2 separate regions of the Homo sapiens genome follow, and region 1 is linked to region 2. A link is a contact called in ENCODE Hi-C or POLR2A ChIA-PET data. All regions are on one chromosome and are shown on one strand. Each heading gives the region's core, a stretch centred on a gene start or an enhancer-like site at or near the end of the contact. The rest is flanking DNA. Distances are from core to core; before and after follow the strand shown.

The links. Hi-C counts contacts between places; a loop is a spot of excess contacts on that map. ChIA-PET counts read pairs that join two places held with the same protein, here RNA polymerase II (POLR2A). Pooled maps may share reads with other maps.
Region 1: a map of dorsolateral prefrontal cortex shows a loop between it and region 2 (2.8-fold over the local background). The contact joins the promoter of LINC01080 here to the enhancer-like site in region 2. A Hi-C loop is called at or near these places in 6 of 168 maps with a recorded cell type or tissue (Panc1, dorsolateral prefrontal cortex, heart left ventricle and 2 more) and 4 of 50 pooled maps. POLR2A ChIA-PET finds 5 or more read pairs at or near these places in 1 of 52 experiments (activated T-cell).

The regions. Positions count from the first base shown.
Region 1 is chr13:80,009,744-80,012,443 of GRCh38, forward strand. It overlaps LINC01080 (long intergenic non-protein coding RNA 1080), which reads left to right and starts at 1,334. Exons shown (of 2, transcript NR_104138.1): 1 at 1,334-1,510.
Region 2 is chr13:80,131,645-80,134,344 of GRCh38, forward strand. All of the region lies in intron 2 of LOC105370275 (a long non-coding RNA gene), which reads right to left. Among named protein-coding and RNA genes, the nearest start is that of LINC01080, 120 kb to the left of the region's middle. RefSeq lists an enhancer at 1,402-1,901. Within about 2 kb of position 1,276, at least 29 of the 41 ENCODE cell types and tissues checked have a DNase peak (open chromatin) inside an H3K27ac peak, as active enhancers do; they include Panc1 and dorsolateral prefrontal cortex, where a contact is called at or near this core.

The DNA of each region.
Region 1 (2,700 bases), core at 84-2,583, 120 kb before region 2:
TTTCAAAACATGACCACATACATGGTTTAGAACAAATATTAAAAACAAACTCTTTTTGCTGTCCTATTTACCAGAAGGTCTTTTCAGCAGTTTCTGTAAATTCTTACCTTGTTGCCAAAGAGTGATTTGAGGTTCAAAAGCAACTAGAGAATAGAGCTATTATTTCTTTGACTTTTCATTAATTCTGGGCCTTATGGTGACTGAACATCTTTCTTTCCAGAAGCTCAGAGACATTGTTTACTGAGCTGCTATGCTAATTTGTACTTTGGAACAAAGCTTGAGCTAGTACTTACTTCAGAGATGGTTCAAATGAATTGAGTAGAAGCAGTGGTACCCAGATCCTGTAGTTTTGGAGATTGCCAAAACCTCAACAACAAACTATTTGATGATTACTCTTAAATCTATACCTTTAGTCAATCTTTCTTCTGAATTCTAAATATATTAACTGTGCATAATATCCTCACCTAGAGGTTCCAGAGACACCTAAAATTCAACTTCTCCCATATGTATTTATAATATTCTACTCCAACCTGCTAACTCTTTGGTATTCTACATCTTGGTTAATGATTTACTTATCCACCTAGAAATCCCAGCCAGAAACCTGCCATCGCTGTTGATTCTTCCTCTTGTTCAGCATTTATACCCAATGAATCTCTCCTGACCATCAGTTCTACTTCCAGAAAGTCATTGAATCTGCCCGTTCTTCCAACCACTATCCTCATTTTCTCTCTCCTGGATTATTGTCATAGCTTCCTAATGGGTCTGCCTGTCTCCAGGGTAACCACTTTCCATTCCACCCACTGAACTGTGCCAGAGTGTGCTTTCTGAATAACAAATCTGATCTTGTCACTCACACAATTAAAATCCTCCAGTGGATCCCAGCCACTTACAGCATGAAAATTCAAACTCCAGAGCACAGCCACAAAGACTGTTTTTGATCTGGCTGCTAGGTCTTTCATCAGCAACCCAGGACAATCCTTCCTGAACTTCTCACAGTTTGGCCCCGCGTAATGCTCTCTTGTGTTTCTCCGGCTTTGCACGTGCAGTGTTCATGCCTGGAACAGCCTTTCTCTTTTCTACCCCCTAAACACCTACTCATCCTTCTAGATGTCGTTCAGTGGCACCTGTTCTGTGTAGCTCTTCCTATGCTCATCTGTGCATATTCTCAGTAGCAATCACATGCACATCCATATAATAGGTTTTACTTCATTGTATTTTAATTCTGTTTATATATTTGTTTCCCCCTCCTTTCTGTGAATTCATTTGAGCATTGTCTTTGTATTCCCAGCATCTAGCAGAGCGCCTGGCAGTAGAGTAGGGACTCAGTGCATGTTTGCTGAATATGAATGAATACCAAGGCAGCTGGTCTCAGTCAAACTGCAGCAACGCTGGGCATGCAGCTCAACATCCTCTGAGACTCTGTCCTCATTTTGCGAAATTAGGGACAACCAGACCTATCTTCCTGTCCTATCATAAGAATTAAAGAAGACATGGGAGTATTCCGTATACAGTAAGTTGATACTTGCATAAATATATTATATGTAAGATCATGTAATTATTGTGACCCATTACACAGTGAACAAGATATTTTTAAAAACTGATTTAGCAATACATATGGCACATAAGGACACTTCACAAAACAGACGTAGAATGTACCTGCCTTCTACTCTCATCCTGGTGAACTTATGCTCTAAAGTCTGGCTTCAGAGTTGGAGAGTCTCCCAAGCCTATCCTGTCTCCGCCCAAGCAGAACTTATCATGGTCCTCTCTAGGCTCCCTATATATCTGGTATATATTTCTCTTATATCTTGCACCACTGCATACAGTTTTTGTTTATGTGTTTGTCTTTTTCCCATTCTATTGGACCTCCTCAAGATGTTATCTAATTTTCCCAGAGCTGTTACTTCCCTTTTCTCAGTGATTACTCCTCTGCAAAGTGGGTCTCATTCAGATTCCCAGAACAAACTGAGGACAATATCCCACAGTTCCCCGGATTGTCCCTCCCCTGGATGAAGGGTATGGTGCTCTGGGAAGTACCCCAGGGTTCATGAGTTATTATCTGAATTCCCCTTGATGGCTGCCTAACTTGTGCTTCAGGCTCCAGGGTGTATTGGAGGTTTCCCAGGCATTTTGCAGCATGATTTATTTCAGAGCTTTAAATGGATGTGTTGTCCTTGCTTTCCCTCTCAGTATCAGCTCAAGTCTCTGTATGAGGCTTGGCACATTCTGTTTACTCCCCGGTTTACTCTTTGCTAATGTGCTGAGCTTTGCTCAGGAACCCTGAGCTATTCAGGGGCATATCTCCTGGACGACAACCAACAGCCTTCCTGGATCTCCTCCCATTCCTCCGCTCCTCTGCTCTCCTTCCTTCACTTCCTCCTCTGCCTTTTTTTCCCTCCTCCTCTTTCTATACTAAAATAGTTTTTTAAAAGCAGCCAATTGTCTTTGAAGATTTGCTCAGTGCCAGGCCTTGTGCCAAGTGCTGTACATGCATTATATCATTTTTCTTTGCAATAAATCTATGAGGAATTCCTATCAATGTCCTTTTTAAAAAAAAAAAAAAAAGATAGGACACTAAAGCTTAGAGAGATAACCTGACTTGGCAGACATTTCAAACCAATTGGGTCTGCTTGAGTCTAAAACTCTTGCTCTTGATCCAGATGATATTGTGCCTCTGAGTCATCACTGACCCCACCTCTG
Region 2 (2,700 bases), core at 26-2,525:
GCATTGTTGGAGAGACACAGTGAAATTACTGTGGAGAATGTATAATGGCTTTGAGGCTGATTGGGAGAAAATGTGTCCAGTTCCTGGATCAGAAAAGATAATGGTCACCAAAAGTAGTTCCCAATATCTCATATAAGCAAAATGTATCTCAATTCAGGTACTGTAGGTCGAGGGGGAACAATGGGTAAATGTGAATGTCATGTCTTTAAAATTCATCTTGACTTCTGGATTTATGCATTTGAAAGAGCATTAGTGGGGTTAAGTACATTATAAGGCTAGGGGATTGGGACTGAATCTTTTCTAATTCTGCAGAAAATACAATTCCCAGAATATTTAAACATAAAAGTTAATGAGTTAACCATGAGAATAATAGCATAGAATTTTCCCTTTAATTTTTTATTACAATTTAACAAATTTTTTATTCGAAGCAAATAATTTTTAATAAATGAGTACATCTGAAAAATAAAGCAGTCAAGCATTGCTTTTTAGCGTGAATACATACCTATTCTAAAAACTGCCCTATGTTTGTTAAAATTGCAAAATAAATATTTTACAACCTGAAGATTATACATAAGAAAAGACTGAATAACATGATGGGGTCATGACTATGCTAAAATGTTGGCTGAAAATAGTAAGAAAGAAAATTCTACATATGGTTAAGGTCTCAACAATCTCTTTTTAAAAGATGTTGGAAGAAGCCTGGAAGAAAATCCACTAAAGTGTTCTTAATGGTTGCCTTCAAATGGTGGTGTCATGGTTGAATTTTTTCAGCTTTATGTTTCTATTTCCATATTTCATATAATCTGCATGCTTTATTTTTACAATCCTTAGGGGGAGTAAAACAAACTTTCCATGAAATTATAACATAGAAGTATTCATATTTCTATTTCATTAGAGATGATATTCACACACCAAAAATTTGCCAGCTTTCTCTCCTTTTCTTTTTACTTGCTAATTTACTCTAATCTTACCAGGATTTTTTTTTTTTTTACTTCTTCTTAATCTCAATGAGAATTTTACTTTGAAAGAAGGAGCTCTAACTTTTTTTTTCCTACTCTAAAACAGTGTTTGTACTTTTTTCTGGACTCCAAGTTGGATGCCTTCACCAAAGTGGTTTCAAAGACTGGAACAAAAAAGCCTCCATCGAGGCCCTGGCTAGCACAGTCCCTGTTACTTTAAGAGTAGCATTCCACCTCCCCCTCACACCCACATACTTGTCCTCTCTTTGCACAGCAAGTGCCAAGCAGTGACATCTACTATAGTTTCTAGGACACGATGGTCTCTGCTCTACAGGGAAAAAGAGCGAGCGGGACAGAAAGAAGGCGGGTGGTGAGGGAGAAGGAGCACAAGCCCAGCTATGTTCCCAGAGGAGGAGTCACTTCCTCGCAATAATCCTGAGATGCTGTTTATGGCTGTTCTGCTGATATGAAGCCTGGAGCCGCAGGATGCAGCCTCCCCCTGGCTGTCCATTAATCACGAGGGGCTGTTACAGAGTGTACAGAGTGGGAGTTCTGCCTACAAGTGGCCTCTAACTGTCTCCAGCTCAATGAAATGAACCTGTGTGAAAACTTGTTTTATGAGAGATTGGTTTATTTGTAACTAAACTACTTCCTCTGTTATTTGATAAGATCAAATATTTGCTACTGATAATCTGAGAGTGTCACATTTATTATCCTGTTTCAGCCGTTGCCTAACTCCTTTGGAACTGACTCCGTTAACTCTTTGAGGGACAGCAGTAGGTTTTAGAGGACCGGTTTCTATTTTCTTTCAGCAAAGCCAATGCTATCTTTCAGACACTGAGTCAGCATTATTTTAGAACAGCTATGACATGTGAATCAAAAAGAAGCCTTTCTCTTCCAAAACAGAAAGCAGACAACCATAGTAACAGGAGGCTCTGATAAATTCCCTGGAGGTTCTGAAGCCACCATGAAAAGGAAGGAAAGGTATTCTGACTTACTAATATAAAAATGGTTTTGCACGTGCTAGGATTTCTGAAATCACACATTTTCAATATGTTCAGGATGACTTTCTATAGTTTGTTAGACCCTCAAATATCTATGTGGGGCATGATCTCTAAATCCGGCAGCATTCTGCATCTTGACACTTGGCCTTTTGGAGTCTGAGCTCATTTGCATTTGGCAGGACTTGATTTCCTGCTTTGACAGAACGGCGGTAAGGTGGTGGTGAAAGCCTTTACAGTGCTCCCTCGAAGGGCTCAAAGGACTTTCTGGATATATAAAATTATGTTTCCAAGAATTAAATGGACCAGAATGAGGCAGATTTTGTTTGAAACCAGGCTCTGTTACATGCAACACATCTGAAAAACTTACTTACACTGAAGCATCTCTCTTGACAGACTCATACTGGGACTGTTTTTCAGTTCTCTCACTCTCCAATCAGCTACACAGAGCTCTCAGTGAATGTAGAAGAGGCTAAGGAAATAACCACTTACGTGTGGCAAAATGTTCCAGCCTTGCAGAGATTTTCCCAAAATCATTAGACCCACCAAAATGCTTTCCACTGGCCAGGTCCACACCTTCCTCGTCAGATTTTCCATACTCCTCCAGCCTCCAAGTACTGTCCATTTGTATTTCCTAAGAGAGCCAGTCATTTATAGCTGAAAATGTAACCAAGTTTACTCTCATAAACCAGAGATCTCCTTGACTGTTAACCAGAAAAGAAAAATACTGCTTCTCCTAA